3 separate regions of the Homo sapiens genome follow, and regions 2 and 3 are each linked to region 1. The links are chromatin loops, found by intact Hi-C in ENCODE. Cell type or tissue: GM12878. All regions are shown on one strand. Region 1 overlaps IMMP2L (inner mitochondrial membrane peptidase subunit 2). Region 2 overlaps IMMP2L (inner mitochondrial membrane peptidase subunit 2). Region 3 overlaps IMMP2L (inner mitochondrial membrane peptidase subunit 2).

Evidence for each region. Hi-C counts contacts between places; a loop is a spot of excess contacts. Peaks named below come from ENCODE experiments on the same cell type or tissue, not always from the same donor. Only the 100,000 strongest peaks of a DNase experiment are listed, where the experiment ranks them.
Region 2: a loop joins it to region 1, with 3 times the contacts of the local background. A loop is called at or near these places in 3 of 110 quality-filtered maps.
Region 3: it touches region 1 in a loop (4-fold over the local background); 2 of 110 quality-filtered maps call a loop at or near these places.

Annotation. Positions count from the first base shown.
Region 1 is chr7:111,079,693-111,087,692 of GRCh38, reverse strand. All of the region lies in intron 3 of IMMP2L (inner mitochondrial membrane peptidase subunit 2), which reads left to right. Among named protein-coding and RNA genes, the nearest start is that of LRRN3, 7.4 kb to the left of the region's middle. In GM12878, no CTCF peak of the experiment used is centred here; a DNase peak (open chromatin) is centred at 4,082; H3K27ac peaks cover 535 bases.
Region 2 is chr7:110,915,002-110,923,001 of GRCh38, reverse strand. The region is part of intron 4 of IMMP2L (inner mitochondrial membrane peptidase subunit 2); the gene reads left to right. Among named protein-coding and RNA genes, the nearest start is that of LRRN3, 170 kb to the left of the region's middle. In GM12878, no CTCF peak of the experiment used is centred here; a DNase peak (open chromatin) is centred at 3,711.
Region 3 is chr7:110,670,662-110,678,661 of GRCh38, reverse strand. All of the region lies in intron 5 of IMMP2L (inner mitochondrial membrane peptidase subunit 2), which reads left to right. Among named protein-coding and RNA genes, the nearest start is that of LRRN3, 420 kb to the left of the region's middle. In GM12878, no CTCF peak of the experiment used is centred here; a DNase peak (open chromatin) is centred at 3,199.

The DNA of each region.
Region 1 (8,000 bases):
TCCCCTTTTAGCATATAAGATTCTCCTAGAGGGAGTATATGTCTTGTTAAGTTTTTAAGCTCCACAATGCATATAAAATGGATAAAATAACATCTGTCGAGCACTAACATATATTTGTATATTTTATATATATTAACTTCAAAAATATTCTATTCAAATTGGGATTGATATATAAATTATACCTATTCCAGTTGAATTATAGCTATTCTAGTGTTTCGTTGTTTTTTTTTTTTTTTCTTTTTTTAAGATGGAGTCTTGCTCTGTTGCCCAAGCTGGAGTGCAGTGGCACGATCTCGGCTCACTGCAACCAACACCTTCCGGGTTCAAGTGATTCTCCTGCCTCAGCCTCCCTGGTAGCTGGGACTATAGGCGCGTGCCACCATGCCCTGCAAATTTTTTGTATTTTTAGTAGACATGGGGTTTCACCATGTTATCCATGATGGTCTCGATCTCCTGACCTCGTGATCAGCCCGCCACAGCCTCCCAAAGTGCTGAGATTACAGGCGTGAGCCACCGCGCCCGGCAAAGATAGATATTTTTACCTTCAATTGGCAGTGTAGAAACATTGGCTGAAAGAAGCTAGCTTACTTGCCCAATGTCCCAAAACTATTAAATAATGAGGCTAAAATTTGAACTCAGTTCTGTCTGCTTACAGAGCCAAAGCTCTTTCTACTGCACAAGGTACTCAATATTCACTTGTAAAATAAATGAATGCTTGATGGATGGCTGAGCCAACCAATGCAATATAGTCAGCAACAAGGGATGCCAAAAATAAAATACTATTTTTAAAAAGGAATTAGTTTTATGCACAAGACAGTGGTTGCTTTTATACAGTAGTGGTTGTTCAGGTTTGATGACGGAATTTTTATTGCTGTCATGATTTGAGAAGTAGAGCTCTGAAGAAATGCAGTGCCTAGTGGAAAAAATGAGTCGATATGCTCAGAAAGCTAAATACATATGAATGAGTCACTGATGGTGAGGGGCTGACATTGTGCTAGGAAGGTCTTCAATGACTTTGTCCTTTGTGGTCTAATTCTAATAACAGATTAGTTCTCAATTCAGTTAGAAACATGATGTAAGGTGAGTAGTAGTACTACTGACTGTTTGTTAGAATGTTGAACTAAAGCAAGTTGGGTCAGAGTTCTCATTTTCTTTTTCAAAGGAGTTTTGGAAAGTAGAATTGGAGAAAAACAGAGGTTCTTATTTACCTATAGGTTTTGTTTTAATTTTAATTTTTTTTTCTTTATTTTTGAGACAGTTTTTGCTCTGTTGCCCAGGCTGGCGTGCAATGGCATGATCATAGTTCACTGCAATAACCTCGAAATCCTGGGCTCAAATGTTCCTCCTACCTCAGCTTCCAGAGTAGCTAGGACCACAGGCACAAGCCACCATATCCTGCTGATTTTTCTTTTTCTTTTTTTTTTTTCTTTTTTTTTTCTTTGAGTAGAGATGGGGTCTCTCTATGCTGCCCAGCCTGCTCTCAAGCGAACCTTCCACCTCGGCCTTCCAAATGGCTGGGATTACAGACATGAGCCACAGTACCAGTCCACGTCTTTTTTTTAAATACTTTTATTTTAAGTTCAGGGGTATATGTGCAGGTTTGTTACAAAGGTAAACATGGGGCATGGGGCGGGGTTTTGTGCATGTTATTTCATCACTCACATATTAACCCTAGTAGCCATTAGTTGTTTTTTCTGATCCTCCCCCTCCTCCCACTCTTAACCCTCCAGGAGGCACCAGTGGCTGTTGATTTTTCATCACTTAGCCCCCACTTATAAGTGAGAACATGTGGTATTTGGTTTTCTGTTCCTGCATTAGTTTGCTAAGGATGGTAGCCTCCAGCTGCATCCATGTCCCTGCAACAGACATGATCTTGTTCTTTTTTAATGGCTGCATAGTATTCCTTGGTGTTTATGTACCACATTTTCTTTATCCAGTCTATCACTGATGGGCATTTAGGTTGGTTTCATATCTTTGCTGTTGTGAATAGTGCTGCAGTGAACATACATGTGCATGTGTCTTTATAAAAAGCGGTCAAAGGATATGAACAGACACTTCTCAAAAAAAGAAATATGTGCAGCCAACAATCATGTGAAAAATAGCTCAGCATCACTGGTCATTACAGAAATGGAAATAGAAACCACAATGTGGTACCATCCCACATCAGTCAGAATGGCTACTATTAAAAAAGTCAAAAAACACCTTACTGAGTCCTTACTAGATTAATGGGACGCAAACCCACAAAAATTTAGTTAACAGCTAAATATCCTAATCAACTAGCTTCAATCTACTGACGAGGTTGTGGAGAAAAAGGAACACTTTTACACTGTTGTTGGGAGTGTAAATTAGTTCAACTGCTTTGGAAGACAGTGATTCCACAAAGACCTAAAGGCAGAAATACCATTTGACTCAGCAATCCCATTACTGTGTATATACCCAAAGGTCTTACTTTTAATGAAAGATACGAATCATTTGAAGAACAAAAGTAATCTCACTATGCCAAGAAATTCACAATCAAGGATGACATGTCAGGAATCAATGAGACAAATTTTTTTCTCTGTCTCTTCCTCAGATTCCTTTATTCTTCCCTATGTTTCTCCTTATATTTCTCTGTAGATCCAAAAAGGTCTCTCATCTTGGCTTTTCTCTATGTCTCTCTCCATTCTTTTCACTCAGGGGATTGACTTTTACTCCTTTTCTAGCGATGTGAAACAATATCTAGCAATATTTCCACAAAATCCATACATTTACTTGTTACTCATACTATAATAACAACAATCATCCCTTTAATCCTGAACCCTCATCTATCTTTCCTTCTCTGTTCTCCTCACATTAAGTTTCTCAGAAGAGCTATCAATATTTGCTACAATCATATCATCACTTTCTACCTACTTTGTCAGTTGACTTTTCTCTGATTTCTAATCCAAACTTGTTACTGAAATTCTGCTTTGGAATCTCAACCAGTGCCCTCCCAATTTGGTTATTGCACATCAAAGCCTCCTAAGTCATCTTCATGCTTGTCTGCACATTCTGTCTCTTGTCATTGTGGGTTCATCTACCTCTTAAGTATTTATCCTAGGCTTGTTCTTTTGCCTACTGTTCTTTATATGCTCTCTTAGATAATATTGTCTCTACTACTATGTAATTACTACTTTCAAACCTATATCAGTGCTCTTGCAAGTAAAATTAATCAGTCTCTTTATCCGTGCATCCATCCATCCATCCGTCTATCTATCTTTCTACCTATCAATCCTTCCCTCCAATTGTCTGGTAAATGTCTCTACTTGCGTGATCCCCAGGCACTCTGTACTCTACGTGTCTAAAGCTGACCTCTTAAGCGCTCCCCTAAACTGGCTTTCTTCTTTTTTCCTTTCTTTTTTTTTTTTTTTTTTAATTTTATTTCTGCTGCTGCCTCGTTACCTAGAGAATTACAGGAACTTTGGATCTTGTGCCTCATATCTTGCATTTCACCATATACAACTTGATTTTACTCTGAAGTTTTCTTAAATTATCTTCTCTGTCTGCTAGATATTCATCGTCTCTTACCTTGGCTGCTGCAATTTCTCCTAACTTCCCTGCTTCCAGTCTCATCTTTTCTAGTTCATCTTTCTTGCTTCCAATCTCATACCTTCTAGTCCATTCTTCCCTTCCTCCACAACACAGTCAGGCTCACACTTGTGTTTAGCAAGCCTACTTCTTACTGTTCACTCTTCATTCCTCAGTTCAATTATTTCTTGACAGCAAATTTAGTATTTTTGTTGTTATATTTATTATTGGTATTATTCAGAAAATAGAAATGATTTTCCTTGAGCTATCCACAAACCACAATGAAATAGATCAGATTTTAAAATATGCATAGCTGTACACATGCAGAAATTATGTATGCTGAAATTAAAGTACCTAGAATAATATTAAATAGCATTTGTTGAGTTTAACTCGATGCAAGACACTGAAACTTGGTAGACCCTGCACACATATGGTTTCATTCTTACAGTACCGTGAGGCAGTCAGGGACTTTCCCCTTTTCACAGAAGAGGAAACTGGGGTTGGTGAACTTCTACAGTTGTCACGCTAGTGAAGAAGGAAAGCTAGAATGCAAGTCAGGCTTCAAAGCCAACAGTCTTAAAACTGTATTTTCTTCTCTTCAGTGATCTTTTGAGGCCCTCGTTCTCCTCTCCTTTGCGGGTTTTATAGCTTAACTTTTGCTTCCTGTGTTTGCTTATGTGTAACCAGATTGACAAAAAATATTCATGGTAGAAGACTAACAATTTAGCTATACCTCATGTTTTTCAACCCCAAAATGTTTGACAATATTTTTATTCTCCTAATTGGATGATTAACATAGTGTGAAGGTATCTATAAATCATTATTCCTCAAAGGCAAACATTATATCAGCTGAGATAATTTTTTATTATTTTCATGTTGGTTTTTATTTTGGATAGTTGTTGTTATTTGTCTGCCTTTAAGAGTCAATATTTAAGATGAATGACAATTGTATTATCCAGCTCTTTTTCTAATTATTGTGTCGTCCTGAAACTAAATAACAAAATGGATCGATACACATACATAAAACTTCAACATTGGTATACATGAAACTACTTTACTATATTTTAAATATATTTGAGACTACAAAAGGCAACATTTGCACCCTGTTTTAATAGCAGAGTTTCAAAGCTTTATTGAAGATGATTGTTATGCAGAAAACTGGAAAATCAGAGTAGTAGTCTTTAGGCATAGAAGGAACAAGAATAGGACAGGCTTAGGTTTTTAAGGTAAGGAAATGTAAAATACAATCAAACAAAAGAGCAACACGTGTCATTTTTTTTTTTTTTTTTTTGGCAAAATCGCTTATCTTTCTTTCCATTCCATAGACATGATGCAGAAAATGAGCAAATTAACCCTCGCCATTAAGAGCACTTCTTACATCTTTAACCTTTTATAAAGGGTACATTTGATTAGAAATGCAATGAATATTCAGTGCTTTGGTCAGTTTAGACTTTGGGGGTGCTCCCCAGCTGTATAATGCTCACTGAGAGCCTATGTGTGAACCACAAGCCTGGGAGAAGCCTGGCTGTCTGAAGGGGCTGTGCTGAAGGCTTTCACATAGTTCCCATTACTAAGGAAACCACTCGTTTTGTCTGAACACTCTCTGAATAGATGTCTCATTTGAAGTCTAGTGCTCAAACCATGAGGATTGCATTATGGAGCTGAGAAAGAAATGAGGAGAACAAAAAATGCTTGAAAATGCCAACAAGCATTCACAAAGCGTTGTACTGTAATAACATTCCATGAGACAGAAGGTGCGTTTATTTTTGCCGCATTCCAAGTTATTTTGGTGTTATAAAAGCAAATTCCTTTGCTTGCCCACGTAATCAAAATAAGAAAAGCAGATGTTCTTCTGACCTATTCTTAATTCCTGCTCTTGTTAGGGTCTCACTGAGAAGTGTGACATATAGAAAAAGCAGGACAAAATATGGATTCTCATATTAATGTAGATTTGCTCCGTTGTACTTTATAACTAAATGGTGTAGTGCTATCCCTGTGCCAATAAACAAACACATGTTCAGAGTCAGACCTCAGGATTTGTAGCCTCCAAATGGTTACTGTTAAATTCAGAATGGCTACTGCAAACTGGTGCTTGGTGCTCATTAATGAGCATCCAACTCAGATTTGGAGTGAGAAAACACTGCTTCTAGGAGACTCCTGCTCCACTCTCCAGCTTCTGCCAACCTACAGCAAAGAAAGCAGCTCCTACTTAAAATATCAGGCAATCATTCTTTCTTCCTCACTCTGGAAAGTAGGGTTTGCGGGACTTTCATTACAGTATATTCTTTATCATCCCTCTCCCTGTTTTTGATATGGTCAATGACGTTATTTTAAAAGTATACAATTTGCTATGCAGACACCTAGTCAGAGGTTGCCACCTCTACACCCATATAGAAAGTCACAGGAGGAAGTCATTCTTACCTCTGTGTTGAGCTACTTTAATCCTTTCAGCAAACGAGAGATGTATCAACACAGTTAATCCACAAATGCAGAAATTAATAAATATGTATAGATTACTTGTTGTTTTACTTTTTGCTGACTGTCATAGCAGTTAGTGTCTTGCCTGCAAAAGAGTCTATGAATGAATGAGATCTTTGGACTCATAGCCCAGAGCTTTAGCACTGCACTAAGGACACTCCCTCTGTGCACAGGTTGGTCAAGTCTCTCTTTGGAAGACCACTGTTACAAAGAGGTGCTAGCATGTCTAAAATCTAGAAACAGGCACAATAAGCAAGTACAAGTTTATTTCTTTCATGGATTCTTACAGATTAATACTAAAAAATTATAAATGTGAAACACTAACACAGCATTGTCAGAAGAAAGTCTTTTGTTTGTTTGTTTTTACATTTTCTTTTTTCCTTAAATATATTGGCAGTCTCGCATTTTTAATAAACATATATTTCATGTAATTGTCTTTTGCAGATTTCTTCCTCAACCAAATTTAAGAGGTGCCAAATTCAGTAGAATTGACTAAGGATAAACTAAATAGTTTTCTAGCATTTAATGGGGCATCCCAACACCACTAAAAAGGCCCTAAATTTGAAAGCATGAAAGAAGAAAGTTTATTCATGTGAAAGTACACAAATACTTATCCTATCAATAATATCCTCACTAGTCTGATTACAGGTCTTCAATTCATTTTGAAATGAACAGCCTGAAGCTGCCAGCTGTTTCTGATCTGATGTGCTTATAGAATATTTACTTAGGGTATATATTTAGCAGTTTAGATATCATGGCTGCTGACAAGAAAATTCTAATACTGAAACTTACTATGAAGTTTCTGTTTGTAAAATGGATATATATTTGGTCCCTTGTCAAAATTTGGCAGTGAACAGGATGTCTGCATCTTTGTATTCCTGGTCCTCAGCACAATGCCTAGCGTATAGTAAGCATTTAGTAAGAGGAGATTGAACTGAATTGTTTGATATGAGAAAAATACAACAAAGTCAGCATTTATAAGATGATCCTTAGCCTGGCTTAATTGAGTGTAGAATGATGGAAACAGCAAATGTTTAACTGTCTTAGACAATTAGCTAAAAAGTCTAATTTTTCCATGTCCTTTCAATCACTTATAATCTTTTTTGAAATATTCTGTGTGTATACATACACACATATGTAATATATATTATACACACATTATATATTATACACACATAATATATAATACACACATGTATATAAGAATATACATATATTTATGTATATAAGAATATACATGTGTATATAAGTATATACGTGTGTGTGTGTATGTTTACATATATATATTGGATAAAATTGCATTGAAAGGATTGAGTCAAATCTAACAGCCCTTGTTTTGTTTCAAGTACAGTGGTTATGTTTGTATTTTATTCTCTTAATGGAAGAGTTTTCAAAATGCCTCCAAGTACCACAGAACATGAGATATTCATTATAATTCTGTTTCTGCCTGCAGCAATAAGATCTGCAGTCCACTGTAACAGTCCTACATTTCAATTAACACCAAGCATCATTTTGTTTGGAGAAGTAAGTACTGTTTAGAAGACTTAAATTTGTTCATAGAACAAAGGAATTGTGTCTTAGTCCATTTTCTGTTGCTGTAACAGAATACCATAGACTGGGTAATTTATAAAGAAATGACATTTTTTTTTTTGTAGTTCTGGAGGCTGCGAAGTTCAAGGTAAGGGGCTGCATCTAATAAGGACCTTATGACATCACACATGGCAGAGGGCATCACATGGTAAAAGAGCAAGAGCATGCCTGCTCAGGTCTCTCTTTCTCTTCTTATAAAGCTACCAGTCTCATTATGGGAGCTCAGCTCTAATGACTTTATCTAAACCAAATTTCCTCCAAAAGGCCCCACCTCCAAGTGCCATCAGTATATGAATTTGGGGATCAAGCTTTCAACACATGAAGTTTGGGGACACATTCAAACCATAGGAGATTATAATTTGAAGACAAATGGAGACTTTAGTTAT
Region 2 (8,000 bases), 160 kb after region 1:
GGTAGAAATTCGTAATGGTGAAATAAAAGGCTTTGAAACAACCAATCTAATTGTTGACTGTGCCATGCAGCGGGGCAAATCAGAAAATCAATCAGAGTCCACCACTTCCCAGGTTTTATCTTGTTACACATCAAATGAAGGTCTTGACAATCAATCTGATGAGAAAAACATTACATCCAGACTTTAGCGAGAAACAGTTTGCTCATGATATACATTTGAAGCAACATCAGCCTCATATTCTTACAATCGGTGGCTGCAGAATTTTTCATGATTCTAAGTTCAGCTTCATGTGTATAAAAGAGGACAGTGATATTGGATCAGAATCTTTCTAATCTCTGTGGTTCCTTGAGCCTAACCCAACCAGTAGATTAAGTGAAGAGAAGAAAAACAATATTTTAAGGCTTTAAGCATTTATCATGGAGTTTGAGTCACTTAATTTTTAAAATCCGTTCATGAGGAAATGATTATGTCAAGTGGATTTAGATAGTTCCAAACAAAAACCCTGCTAAAATACTATATCAAAGTATATCAAGAATAGATGGGGAGTTTTGTATTTTACATGTATGTTTCAATTAGGTTTATTGAGATATAACTAATGATTTTGTCATTTATTATCTATCAGGATCCTTTGGACAGAACATAATAGACAATTGACAAACATCTTAGTATTTTTATATGCAAGGATTTGTGGAAGACATAAAGAAGTAGAATTGCACTTAAGCCTGATGTATGCATAATTCTTTACAGTTTACAAACATTGCCATATACATTTTCTCCAGACCACTAGTCTTTCCAGTGACCTCTTAAATAGGTAACAGCTATTTCTACAGTTCTTTAAATGCTTCTATTTTCAAAGCAAAGTGGAATTTTTGTTTTTGTAGCATCTTGGCACTCTGTCATATGAGAGTTGTGAAACACACTAGCTGAAGCTTATTCTTAATGGAAGGAAATACTGTGGCTGTTAATGTTTTTTTCTAGCTAATGAACCAAATCTATAATAAGCATACAAGTTCCAGCAGTGGTGCAAGCTCTTTGCAGTACACTGACATTAGACATGCCACTGCAAGAAAAGATAATTTCTGACTAATGCCAAGGACTCTGGAGAATTATTAAAATGCAGTGCTCTGAAAAGTTATCTTGGAGTAGTCTACTGTTAACTTCTAGGAGAGATAAAGTGTCCTCCTTGTGCCAGAGCAATTTATATTTCCAGTTTTCATATATATGTCAAAATAATGTTCTTTGTGGTATGCCATGGGTAGTTAAGCACATTTGTTATTCCAAGATCCAAGCTTTCACATTACTGAATAGATGAAAACATAATGTGATCCCAGCCAATGCTTCCAGTCTGAATAGGAGAACAGAAGAAACAAGCAGGGGAGTGTTATCTCAGGCATTTCTCTCCTTGGCCTGGTTTACTAGAATTCTTATGTGCACTTTACAGTGATATCCCTCAAAGGGAGGGTAATTTGAATAAAGCATCTTGTCTCTATTGGCTAATTAGATAAGAAATAATGCAGAGGAATAATGAGGTATGTCCAATGATCCCTATGACAAATCACCTCTTGCTTTGATGTTAGATGGTGGAAGAGCTTTTGTTTCTAGCAGATGAACATCTCCATATAAGTGCCTGCAGCTACCACTCTCCCACTAGAGAAGGGAATTTATAGATGCCACTGTCTTGAGAAACCTCCTCAGATGGAACTGACCCTTCCATCCCCAAGGTAAGGAACCACCTTCAGTTTTAAAACAGTGAAGTGTGGAGAATTGAATCGTGAAAAAATGTATTTTTGTGTAGCTACTATTTGTCAGAGTTCAGCCAATGTTATACAATGAGTAGCATATAAAACAACATTGAACAAAGCTTATCTCACTTAAATGCTTCAAAACATAAACAAAAATAAATATTATTCAACATGAATCTCTCATTTAAGAAGCTGGCAGTTCTAATTCTTATTCTTTTTTCTCTCTTAAATAACTAGTCATTCAGTAAATTATTTTTTTAAAAAGGTCATGATCTCAGAAAAGAAAAAGGACTTCACAGGAAAAACTGATGAAATCTAAATAAAGTCTGTAGTGTTAAGCCAATGTTAATTTCTTAGTTTTGACAATTGTGCTATGGTTATATAAGATGTTAACATTAGGGAAAGCTGGGTGAAAGGTGTATGCGAACTCAACTATTTTTGTAACTCCTCTGTAAATCTAAAATTATCTCAAAATGTTTTAAAAAATTCCTGCCAGTTACTGGGGCAAAGAAGTAGTATGAATAAAACCATAATTATTATTGGGACATACCCCATAGTGATCATTGCTTTCTTAAAATGTACAAAGATAATGATACATAGAAGCTTGGTAAAGCACATAAATATAAAATACTATTTCAAAAATGTAGAAACACATAAGATCAATTCTCAGCATTAGGACTTTCAAATTAACAGAAGCCTCACAATAATGTCAAAAATATAGAGCATACTAAGGGAAGCTCCTTCTGAAAAAAGCAAAAAGCCAAATCACTTTCAAAAACTTTAAAGCATTAGCTCTTCAGTGGCCTTCTATCTCAAAGACATCTGTGAAATGTTCCCTAATTCCCCAGAATAAATCAGTAACCCTGTTCTCCATAGGCACCTGGTACATCACATTTCACTGTCACTTACCACATCTTTCTGTGTCCCTACCTAGGGTGCATACCTCTGGAAAGGAGAAACCTACTGTATTAGGGTTCCCTAGAGGGACAGAACTAATAGGATACATGTATATATAAATGGGGAGTTTATTAAGGAGTATTGACTCACGTGATCACAAGGTGTGATGGACACAACAGGCCACGATAGGCTGTCTGCAAGCTGAGGAGCAAGGAAGCCAGTCTGAGTCCGAAAACCTCAAAAGTAGGGAAGCCAACAGTGCAGCCTTCAGTCTATAGCCAAAGGCCCAAGAGCCCCTGGCAAATCACTGATGTAAGTCCAAGAGTCCAAGAGCTGAAGAACTTGGAGTCTGATGTTTGAAGGCAGGAAGCATCCAGCACAGAAGATGAAGGCCAGAAGACTCAGCAAGCCAAGTCTTCACAACTTCTGCTTGCTTTATTCTAGCCAAGCTGGCAGCAATTTACGTAGTACCCAGCCAGTTTGAGGATGGGTCTGCCTCTCCCAGTCCACCGACTCAATTGTTAATCTCCTTCGGCAACACCCTCACAGACACACCCAGGAACACTATTTTGCATCCTTCAATCCAATCAAGTTGACACTTGGTTAATGCAATCATCACAGTTTATGTTTATCTTCCCTAATGCCTTAGCTCACAATGGTACTCTTAGAATATTTTTTTTTCAAGAAATAAGTGAATTTGATTGAAGAAAATGCGCACATTTCAAAACCCTTTTTAAAAGAGAATTTCTGGTTCAATCTCCTCTCCGGTATGCAAACAAGGAACAAACAAGGAAGAAAATATTTTGCAGAAGCACTTGTCAACTTTAGGGTGCTTGAAAGCATACCCGCATTGCTCCATAGAATTAAATGTAAATGATCCTGAAAACAAGTAGAGTCTCTATGAGAAAGGTCTTGGTTGGCATAGACTCAGTATAATTTGCTGATTCTGCTCTTTCTAAGTTTCATTTGTGATTTCTAATATTGAAATCCTGGTTATTTGCAGGTTTCAGTTAGTTTGTTATACCTTAACCACAAGTTTCTACCTCTGCCAGTTTCTGTCTCTTATGGCTTAATTTGGTGAGTCATATTAGGAAAAGTCAATCAGAAATTAATTACCAGGATTCAGCTTGTCATTTTGAACACTTAAAGTAGTGAAATAAAAGTTACATTTGAAAGTAAATATACTGAAAAGGGAAAGTCATGCAAAAGTCAGTATATGGAAATGGATCATCCTCAGGCGGCCCTGAATTGGTTTTGACTTCATCAAAATGTCTAGTTCATGGTTGGTACATTTAGTATGCACTGTGGCTGCTGCTGTTTGAAGGTTATTAAGTTTGACCTAGATTTTATTGGTGTTCACTCTAATCTACTCAATTATCTTTTGGGGTTTGTGTATGTCTCTGGCAAAGATGAACCATCAATTTCTATTGGCATGTAGAGTAGTTGTGAAGATTTGATAAAATGCTAATTGATAAAAATGAAAAACTGAGTCACTATTTTGATAAAGACTTATTTTCTTAATCTTTTTAAAATTATTAGAGAAATTATTTTTAATGACAAGAAGAGCGATGTAAGGAAGAGTAATATAACAATGAAATCCTATTTCTGGGGCCAGGTGCAGTGGCTCACGCCTTTAATCTCAGCACTTTGAGAGGGCGAGGTGGGCAGATCATGAGGTCAGGAGTTCAAGACCAGCCTGGCCAACATGGTGAAACCCTGTCTCTACTAAAAATACAAAAATTAGCCAACTGTGGTGGTACACGCCTGTAATCCCAGCTTCTCGGGAGGCTGAGGCAGGAGAATCACTTGAACCCTGGAGGCAGAGGTTGCAGTGAGCCGAGATCGCGCCATTGCACTCCACCCTGGGCAACAAGAGTGAAACTCCATTTCAACAAAAAAAAAAAAAAAAAGAAAAAAAGAAAAGAAATTCCTATTTATTTTGGTATTTTTATAGCTCACACATCTTAAATAAGGGGATTATGGTGAAAGACGCTAAAGTTTTAGAGCTGTAAGTTCAGGAATGTCATCAGAGGTCATAATTACTTCCTTCTCCTAACTAAGTCTAAATGCAAATTACTTAAAACAAAAAAAGTTCCTCATTTTCTTAAATATCATCAACAAATAAGAATTTATAGCTCCCTTGGTAATAATTTCATAATCTGTGTTTTGAGACATCTAATGGTTTACACTATCTTAGGCTATAATATCAAATTTTGAATAACTACAGCAAATAGGAAAGGAAAGAAATTCCTGAGGGAGAGACTTGTACATTGAACATTGGGATATTTCATTAATTTCATTTACTCCTGGCCTGTTGTTGGTGGTAAAGTGGATGATTGAAAGTGAAGTAGAAGGTGGGAGACTTAGGAAATATTATAAGAAGGGACTGACTTTTATTTGAGCAGCACTCTAGTAGTACCTAATAATTTCTTGACATATTTTTCTATGTATGATATAATTTTAGCAGTATTCTCAAAATTGTTCATTCTGCCCATAAATTTATAATATTTTCATTAATTTCTTATTATCCAATTGGGAATTTATCAGCTTCTTTTTGCCAGGCAACTGATGTTTTTCTTTTGTAATTTATTTTTGAGTAGATAATACATTAACATGGTTCAGAGATTTTTAAAAATGTAGTGCAGCAGAAGAGACCCGTCCACCTTGTTTCCCGTCTCCCTATTCTTTGCCTTCGTTCCAGGGACTTTTAGAATGTACATGCAAGCAAAGAAGGATTTATTTACTTTATATTCTTCATTCTTTCCTATTTTTGCTGGAGGAGCATGGACTGGAGTCAGATCTACTTGGCATTGAATCCTAGTTCTGTTTCTTCATCAACAAATATGAGTTAATAATAATGTCATCTTCACAGAGTCCTTAAAAAGGTTGAATAAGAAGACTGTAAGAAACGTATCACTATTTTGACATGCAGATAGTGTTCAGTGGGTGTGATTATTGTTATCATTTTTAACCTTTGAATGACAGGAAAGGCATGAAAAGAAAAAAATGTAGTATTGGTTTTCTGAGGCTGTCGTAACAAATTACCACAAACTTGTTGGCTTAAAACACCAGTTATTTATTCTCTCACAGTTCTAGAGGCCACAAGTCTGGTATTGAAAGGGCTGTGCTCCCTCCAGAGATTCCCTTCCTTGCCTCCTCCAGCTTCTTGTGACCATCAGCATTCTTGAGCTTGAGGATGTATCACTCATTCTCTGCCTCCATCTTTATGTGACTTCTCTTCCCTACTTGTTTCTCCCACGTGTGTTTTTTGTCACATGGATACTAATCATTGAATGTAGGATGCACCCAGATAATCCAGGATTATCTCATCTTGAAATCCTTAATTAAGTTACACCTATAGAGGCCCTTTTTCCAAAGAACATCACCTTCATAGGTTCTGGGGATTAGAATGTGGATTTATCTTTTGGGGGGACCACTATACCAACTGCAAACATCTTTTTTGTGATTCATTTTGTGATGACTGATCTATTAATGAGAAAATATGTTTTGAGAACCATTAATGTATCACCAACTATAATATTTCAAATATAGAAGCATTGATTGACATTTTGTTTTAGATCAGCCTTACACATAGTAAAAGTTTACCAGTAAACTATGAAATATAAAATTAGCAAGTTGATGATAATAAAACTGCCACAAGCAAAGAAAACATACATTATTTTTGCTCTTACAATTATTTGGCATTCCTGCCAGACTTTGGTTCTATATTTGCATCTGTGTGGGGATGGAGGAAGGAAGTAGTGTAGGAAAGGTAAAAAAATAAGGAATATATTAATGGTTTTGGTCCCATTTTATAACAGAACTTGAATTGGCTTTTCACATCTTCAAGGATTCACTTTTACTCTCTGTTGTAAATTTTCTATCCCAGCGATGTCCCACCACTTTTATATAATAGTAGAATGGCTTATCTATTCTGTAGTAGCACAAAAGAGTTGGAAGACATAGAAACACCAGATGCATTTTCTCTATATCTTTTGGAACAGAAAAAGTAGACAAAATGTTAAATTTTTTCTTTGAAATCCATATGACTCTGCTTCAAAGAATCACCATTTCCAAGAGAGAAAATTCATGATTGCGTTACAAGCATTCAGACAGAAACACTTTATGTTGTCAAAAGCTGCATTTCAACTACCAATATCATCACAGTGACTGCAGTGTCCTGTTACTTTCGCATGACTAAATCATACAACGAAGCAATGATTTTTAATTCTTTTAATTCTTTTTATTTTTTGTAATTGATTAGCCCAAAAACTCTACATAACCATATCAAGGATGTAGATGTGGCCATTCAATGTGACGTGAGCCTTTTAATAAACATGTTTTCAGTTTGCAGAGTTAGAAAAGTATTGGCTGTGTTAAACACTTAACCTTACACTGGCTAAGAAATGCCTTATTAGTCTTTAATTTACTAGTCAGATTATCTGATAGGATGTCTCAGGAGATGGCATGATTTTCACAAATAGTCTACAATGTGTTGTTAACTTTTTCATCCTTATAGCTTTTCTAAAGCCTATCAACAGTTTTCTTTTCTCTCTTTCTCTTTTTTGCAGTATAATGTTTTATTTTTTAATTTTAAAACAATTGGAGTAAAAGTTATGTACATTCAAAGTGTACAGTGTGATGATTTGATATACATACATGTTGTATATTGATTGCCACAGTCAAATTAATTAACACATATGTCACTATCTATAGCTACTGTATGTGGGGAGATGGTCCTCAGTGAGTACACTTAAAATCTATTATCTGGATAAGTTTCAAGTAAGCAATACAAGTATTATTAACTGTAGTTGCCATGCTGTGCATAAGATCTTCAGAACGTATTTATCTTATAACTGCAACTTTGTACCCTTTGACCAACATCTCCCCATTTCCCCCACCCTCCCAGCCCTGGAAACCACCATTCTACTCTCTTCTTCTATGAATTTGACTATTTTAGATTCCACACATAAGTGATATTACACAGTATTTGTCTTTCTGTGTCAGGCTTATTTCATGTAGCATAATGTCCTTCAGGTTCATTCATGTTCTCACAAATAGGATTTCCTCCTTTTTTATGGCTGAATAATATTTGTGTGTGTGTGCGTGCACGCACGCGCGTGCACATGAGTGCATCACATTTTGTTTATCTGATAATCTATAGATGGACACTTAAGTTGTTTCAGTACCTTGGCTATTATGAATAATGCTGCAGCGAACACGGGGGAGCAGATACCTCTTAAGATACTGTTTTCATTTCCTTTGGATATATACCCAGGAATAGGATTGCTGGATTGTTTGATAGTTCTGTTGTTAATTTTTTTCAGAAACCGCCATTCTGTTCTCCATAATACCAGTACT
Region 3 (8,000 bases), 410 kb after region 1:
TACTTGGCTCCTTTGTATGTCTAGCATGCCAGGTTGTAGTTCAAAACTTTGTTTAAACATCTGTCTTTCCCACCAGATCATGAGGTCCTAAGGGACAGGGATCATGTCCATTACCTTCTGTATATTTCCAGCATCTAGTAGGGTGCCAATGCCACCTAGGATTGAGCCTATGTCTCTGATTACATTTATTCTCTTTGGTAAATATTCACCTTTTCTTATATTTAAAGATGTTAATATCACATCTGAAACTAGGAAACTTATAGTACACAATTCAGACTTTTTAGCTGTTGGAAAGGTGATATCAGTATCTATAAACAGCATATTTAAACTATGTCTATGCCATATGTAACATAATACCCCCAGCAGAGACTGGGGCAGCTTCTAGAATCAAGCACATTAATATTTCTGCAGCCAGAAGTATGAATTGGCATACTCTGTGGGATAAATAGACTACAATTTTATAGCAGCTCAGGTCAGGTCAGATTTTGCTACCAGAGGGTTACAGAAAACTTCATATTTTTGGAACTCTTTCGATTTTAGAATTGCTAGTAAGGTACTGTGGACCTGTATTATATCTTCAGGAAGGAAAGAGTTCTTGTCTACAGGAAATATTCCTAGGTGCAAGGGCCATTACTCTTGTGAGTTCAGGGAGGATGAAGAAAATGATGCTGGGTCTTTCTGCAGAGTAGCATGCTTCCAGAACTATCACTACTGCTAGGGTCTCACAGGATGGTGATACCAGAGGGGGCAATCTCAGTAGCTCATTTCCCACAAAGAAAGCTCACCCATTGTGCCACCCCTGACTCTGTGCCTTTTAGCTTATCTGCTGCTCCTTCCTCCCTGTACTAACCTATCTATCCATTTTTTTCCAGAGCCTCCCTTCTCCACTCCTCCATTGCTTTCTATCTATTTTTTTTTTCTTTTATCCTTTTTGCCTCACCAAAGCTTAGATCTTAGGAGTTTTGAGGCTCTTCTTGTTTGCCTTCAGCATAGTTCTTTGGCACGTGATGCTCACATACCTCATTCACCTAAACAAGCAAAGCTTTGCTCTTATCAGGTTGTCTTTGAGTGCATATCAGTCAGTGCTTACGTGGAATGGAAGCATTCTGTGTGCATGCCTTTGTTTTATTAGGAGTTGTGTTTATCCGTTCTGTATGCTGTGTAGATAAGCATCGTGGGAATGTGTAAGTAGATAATAGGCTAATACTGTTCTCTGTACGAACCTAGTCTCCTGTATCCAAAAATGTTGGTGAAAAAATTCAAATATGGATATGTTAATACATGTTTAAAAATAAAGTAGGGAGCATCATTTATATGCTTTAATCTTTTTAAAAAATATCTTTTTGATAATTTTTAACAGTGCAATTGCTCATTTTTCCATGTGATATTTGGTTTTACCTGCCTTTATTTCTAATTCTGTTTGATTTACTTAAACCATGCATCTGTTTCGCTGGCATCCACAAGAAATCTCAATGTTATGCTATTTATTAAAGGAATCATTTTGTTCTTCTCACTTTTTCTTAGTCTCTTAGATTGCTTTTAAAGTTGTGCCTTTATTATGGTTGTTATTGTTCATGTGTAATATTGACATGAGCAAAAAATGGTTACCAGAGAGGTGGGATCAGGAAAGCAGTGTCTCTGTACTGTCAAGACATCCCTCCACTTGTTGCATCATGTTGAATGCGTGACGTCACAGTAGAAGCTGCAAGTGAAGTCCTGTGCTTCTTGTTAGTGACCTTGCTCTCTCTTTGGCACTCACAGATCTGGTCTCAGCAGTGATTATAAGGGCAACATCCTCCTTTGTGGTACCCAATCCAGAAAGAATTGGGGCATGTTGTCAGTGCAGTACCAGGAAGTGTACTAGGGAATTCCATATTCTACCTTTTAAAAATACTTTTGAGACTGTCTCACAGTTCTTTGTAGGGATAGATTGCTGTCAATCCATTGTGGTATATCATCAGTGATTATGGAAACCCTCCTGTTACTTAATACTGTTTTCTGAAGAACTGTAGATGTTTCCATTAATGTAGGTTAAGGAATTTCCTTGATTCCCAGATAATAAAATACAGCATTTCCAAACAAGCTTTCCTCCTTAATTCACTCATTCAGTAAATGCTTATTGCTGACAGGTAGTTCCCAATCTTGTTCAAAACACCGTGCTAATTTATAATATAGAAAAGGTGAGCTAGAACCTCTGCCTGTCCAATCAGAGACATTATAGGGTCTAGAGTATAGATCAGGGGTTGCTGAACAATGGCCCTCAGGCCAAATACAGCTCGCTGCCTGTTTTTGTAAATCAAGTTTCATTGGAACAAATGTTATATTCGCTAACATATTGTCCATGCCTGTTTTGTGCTGCAAGTACAGAGTTGAATAGTTGCAACAGAGATCATATGGCCTGTAAGCCTAAACTATTTACTGTCTGATCCTTTAGAGGAAATGTTTGCTGACCCTTGCTATAGAGATGGAAACATAAATTATTACATAACATCACAGAAGAAACAGTACCTTATGGTGGGAGCAGCATGAATTTTGAACCATGCCTATTTCAAATCTTGCTTCTATCATTTACTAGCCTTACAGCCTTCATCATGTTACTTAGTAATTCTGAGCTTTATTTTTTTCTTTTGCAAAATGCAATTAGTAATATCTATACTGCAGGTTTAATTTTAGTAGTAGGAGAGGTTATTTATATGTAAGGCCCTCAGAGTATAACAATAGTCAATAAATGTTCACTTGTCAAAATAATAGGATGACACATAAGTAGGATGACTATATATCCTAGAGCCACCTTGGTTTACACCTGCTGTCCCAGTTTAATTATTAATAACCCCCTTCACTCTTAAGTGTCCTAATTTGGGTAATAGATTGCATGGTCACACTATGCTTAGGGAATTTCTTAAAGTTTCATTTGTGATTATCTTATTTTGATGAGGAACCAAATTTATTTTAAAACTGTAAGTTTTATTTAAAACTTATTTTAAAGCTGTAAGTACTATGATAAGAAAGTAAATTACTTTGTATTGGTCATTGCTGACCTAACCACACAAACGTTTTGGTTCCTATATTATTAAACTTTGTTCCTTTAAGCAAGAAACATTTATTAACCCAATAGTAATGTTTTCAAAATCTCATTACGGAGACTTAGAAATAACTAAACCAGTGAGAAGAAAATTGGTTTTCTGATGCGACAACCTTGCAGTAAGAGGCCCAGGAGGAGTGGGTTCTGCCTTTGATGAAATACGGTTGCATTTGGGGGGAGAAAAACTATGGGAGAACTGAGCCTGTTTTTTTTTGAGCCTGACAAAGGATGTAGCCACTACTGTGCTCATTTTGTTCATTTGAATTAAGTTGGGGCCTGCACCATTGGTTTCCCCTTTAAACAAGGACCTGAAGGTAGGGATCACTGGCAGATAAGTTATGGTCCAAAAGGGGTCACCACTTTTGATGATACCTCACTAGCCTTATACTCACCACTAGCCTTATACATTCTAAGAGAAAACACTGGATGATAGCTGTGTAATCCTCTGGATCCAAAGGTGGGAGGTCAAGAAAATAAGAGTTGTGCTACTTTATAAAAAATATATTTAACTCAAATATATTGATCTTTATATTGGGTAGAACTGGATATTGGGGAGACCCTATACCAGGCCTTGATTCCTTGGTCAGGAACAAATGGATATGAATTGGACTGGCTGGGAGGGACTCCGTGGAAGAGTCAGGACTGAATTGGGTCTTACAAGAGAGATCCAGGGATCTAAGGAAGAGGATTACAAACTGGAAGGACAACAGTAATCAGAAGCAGGCAGATAGATATGGTATGTCCTGTTGTAGGTGCTCTGGAGAGGCCCTGAGAGTAGAGTACTTGTACTGAGAAATCATGAAGATGAGTTTGGAAGGATGTGACTGTGAAGGACCTTTGATATCAGATTGGAGAGCTGACATTTCTTTAAGCATTGAGAAATCAGTACTTATTTTAGAACAACATTTCAAATTTTGGATATTGTTTCAGTTCGTTTTGACTTTCAAACATAATTGTAGGTAATTTAATATTGTAGAATAAATATCATCTGACTGCTGCTTTGTTTATTTGGAAATTTCTCTCTCTTCTTACGCTGCTAAGTAAAATTCATCAAAATATTTTATTTGCTAAAAGTGCAGGTTGTTTCTCCTGCTTACAAAATATTTTAATCAAATGGATTTAAAAGTGTTGTGCTTCACCTCATTCCTCACACCTGACATTGATCATCTTCTGACCCTGGCTCTAGTTCTGACATGGTTTGGCTGTGTCCCCACCCAAATCATATCTTGAATTATAGTTCCCATAATCCCCATGTGTCATGGGAGGGACCTGGTGGGAGGTATTTGAATCATGGAGGCAGTTTCCCTCATGCTATTCTCATGATAGTGACTGAGTTCTCATGGGATCTGGTGGTTTTATAAAGGGCTTTCCCCCTTTTGCTTGACATTTCTCCTTGCTGCTGCCATGTGGAGAAGGACATGCTTGCTTCCCCTTCTGCCATGATTGTAAGTTTCCTGAGGCCTCTCCAGCCATGCTGAACTGTGAGTCAATTAAACCTCTATCCTTTGTAAATACAGTCTCAAGTAGGTCTTTATTAGCAGCATGAGAATGGACTAATACAGTAAGTTGGTACTGGGAGTGGGGTTCTGCTTAAAGATACCCCAAAAAGTAGAAGCAACTTTGGAACTGGGTAACAGGCAAAGGTTGGAACAGTTTGGAGGGATCAGAAAAAGACAGGAAAGTGTGAGAAAGTTTGGAACTTCCTAGAGACTTGGAGGGCTCAGAAGACAGGAAGATATGGGGAAGTTTGGAACTTCCTAGAGACTTGTTTAATAGCTTTGAGCAAAATACTGTTAGTGATATGGACAATAAAATCTAGGCTGAGGTGGTCTCAGATGGAGATGAGGAACTTGTTGGGAACTGGAGCAAAGATGACTTTTGTTATGCTTTAGCAAAGAGACTGGTGGCATTTTCCCCCTGCCCTAGAGATCTGTGGAACTTTAAACGTGAGAGAGATGATTTAGGATATCTGCCGGAAGAAATTTCTAAGCAGCAAAGCATTCAAGAGGTAACAGAGTAGAAAGTTTGGAGAATTTGCAGCCTGATGATGCAGTAGAAAAGAAAAACTCATTTTCTTGGGAAAAATTCAACCCAGCTGCAGAAATTTGCATAAGTAATGAGGAGCCCAGTGTTAATTGCCAAAACAATGAGGAAAATGTCTCCAGGGCATGTCAGAGACCATCATGGCAGCCCCTCCCATCACAGGCCTGGAGGCCTAGGAGGGAAAAATGGTTTCATGGGCTGGGCCCAGGACCTACCTGCTCTAAGCAGCCTCAGGACATGGTGCCCTGAGTCCCAGATGCTTTGGATTCAGCCATGGCTAAAAGGGCCAAGGTACAGCTCAGACCATTGCTTCGGAGGGTACAAGCCCCAAGCCTTGGCAGCTACCATGTGGTTGGGCCTGCAGATGCATAGAAGTCAAGAATTGAGGTTTGGGAACCTCCATCTAGACTTCAGAGGATATATGGAAATGCCTGGATGTCCAGGAAGGAGTCTGCTGCAGATGGGGAGCTCTCATGAAGAGCCTCTGCTAGGGCAGTGTGGAAGGGAAATGTGGGGTTGGAGCCCTCACACAGAGTCCCCACTGGGGCACTGCCTAGTGGAACTGTGAGAAGAGGGCCACCATCCTCCAGACCCCAAAATGGTAGATCCACTGACAGCTTGCATTGTGCACCTGGAAAAGCTGCAGACACTCAACACCACCCCATGAAAGCAGCCAGAAGGGGAGGTGTTCCCTGCAAAGCCACAGGGACGGAGCTGCCCAAGGCCATTGGAGCTCACCTCTTGCATCAGCGTGACCTGGATATGAGACATGGAGTCAAAGGAGAATCATTTTGGAACTGTAAGGTTTAATGACTACCCTACTGGATTTCAGACTTGCATGGGGCCTGTAGTCCCTTTGTATTGTCCAGTTTCTCCCATTGGAATGGGTGTATTTACCCAATGCCTGTACCCTCATTGCATCTAGGACGTAACTAACTTGCTTATGATTTTACAGGCTCATAGGCGGAAGGGACTTGCCTTGTCTCAGATGAGACTTTGGACTTAGACTTTTGGGTTAATGGTGGAATGAGTTAAGACTTTGGGGGACTGTTGGAAAGACACGATTGTGTTTTGAAATGAGAGGACATGAGATTTGGGAGGGGCTGGGTGTGGAATGATATGGTTTGGTTGTGTCCCCACTTAAATCTCATCCTGAATTGTAATTCCCACAATCCCCACATGTCATGGGAGGGACCTAGTAGGAGGTAATTGAATCATGGGGTCAATCACCCTCATGCTTTTGTTGTGATAGTGCGTGAGTCTCATGAGATCTGATGGTTTTATAAAGGGCTTTTCCCCCTTTTGCTCAGCACTTCTGCTTGCTGCCACCATGTGAAGAAGGACATGTTTGCTTCCCCTTCTGCTATGATTGTAAGTTTCCTCACAGTAACTGTGAGTCAATTAAACCTCTTTCTTTTATAAATTACCCAGTCTTGGGTATGTCTTTATTAGTTATTAGCAGCATGATAATGGAATAATACAAGTTCTGAAAATCTTTTTTTGTTTTTGTTTTTGTTTTGTTTTTTTCAGCTTCTAAACAGAAATGTATTGCTCACAGTTCTGGAGGTTAGGAAATCCAAGATTAAGGGGCTAGCAAATTCAGCATCTGGTGAGGGCCCCTCACATGGTAGAAGTGCCTGAACATCTTTTTAAAAAATGTCTTTCCTCCCGCTAACAGTCTTGTTCTTCCTGATTTTCTTTCCTGTGTTTTTTCCTCTATCCCAACTCAAGGCTCTTTTGCATTTGCTTGTCCTTATCTTGTCCTTGCAAGCCTTTCCCTCAAGAGAGGGTGAAACTACCTGAAGCCAAGAAATGAAAGAGTGTTAGGTAGACTATAGGTTTGTGGAAAGGGAGGGGAGGGAACAAAAGCCACACACATCTGTCCCCCTGGCATCTGAAGGAAAGGCTGGGCTCATGAAGACTGTGTCTACCAGATGCCAAAATAACTTCTCAGTGGAGCCAACTCAATCAAAGACAGGCAATTCAGTGCAAATTTAGTCCATGTGGTTCGTTGGCATTGTGTGGGCAAAACAAACCCATTGACTGATATCCTGGATCACTTTCCAGCCAGTAATTTTGGTGTTTCCTAAAACAGAGATTGCTAAAGTGGGAAGCAGGAATATTCAAGTAGTGAATACAATGATCCATGGGAGGCAAGAAAAAAAATTAGAACTTCTATTTGTATCTAAAATAAGAATCTAAGCCATATTAACATTTGATTTTATGGATTGTTAATAGCATATATGTAATTTTAACATAAATAATAGGGATGAATCCTCAAATTTTCTGCTGATGCATAATCAAAACAGTTTGGTGACTACTATTCTAGATTATGAATTTCCAATCTGTGGGCTCAGTGCCCTCCCACTCTACCATAGGGGCAAGTTATTACAAGAGTTCTATTAAGACACATAGGTGAACTTATCTTCACATTCAATAGATACTGAAAATGCAATGATCTGCTCAAGGTTGCAGGGTTCATTTAATATGCTTTTGCTATTGTGTTTTGAAATTTACTGTAAAAGTAACTTTCTTATACCTGAAAAATGTGAATCCATTGAAGGAGACACAGTTACACATGGGACACAAATAAGTAAGGAAAGGGGAGAATCAAGTTCCAATAAGATGTTAGGTTGGTTGTTCAAAGTATTTAACCTATTGGAAGAGTTATTTATACTTTAGCATCTCTCTCTTTTTCTTCAAAGCAAAAATTGTTTTGTTTTTCTCTCAACATATTTCTTTGTTCCCCTATTTTGAGGAGTCAGTATTAGGACATTTCATGGACCTGACTTCTAGCACTGTGTTGTTTAGGGGTTTTTTTTGTTTTTTTTGTTTTTTTTTTTTTTTGAGACGGAGTCTTGCTCTGTCACCAAGG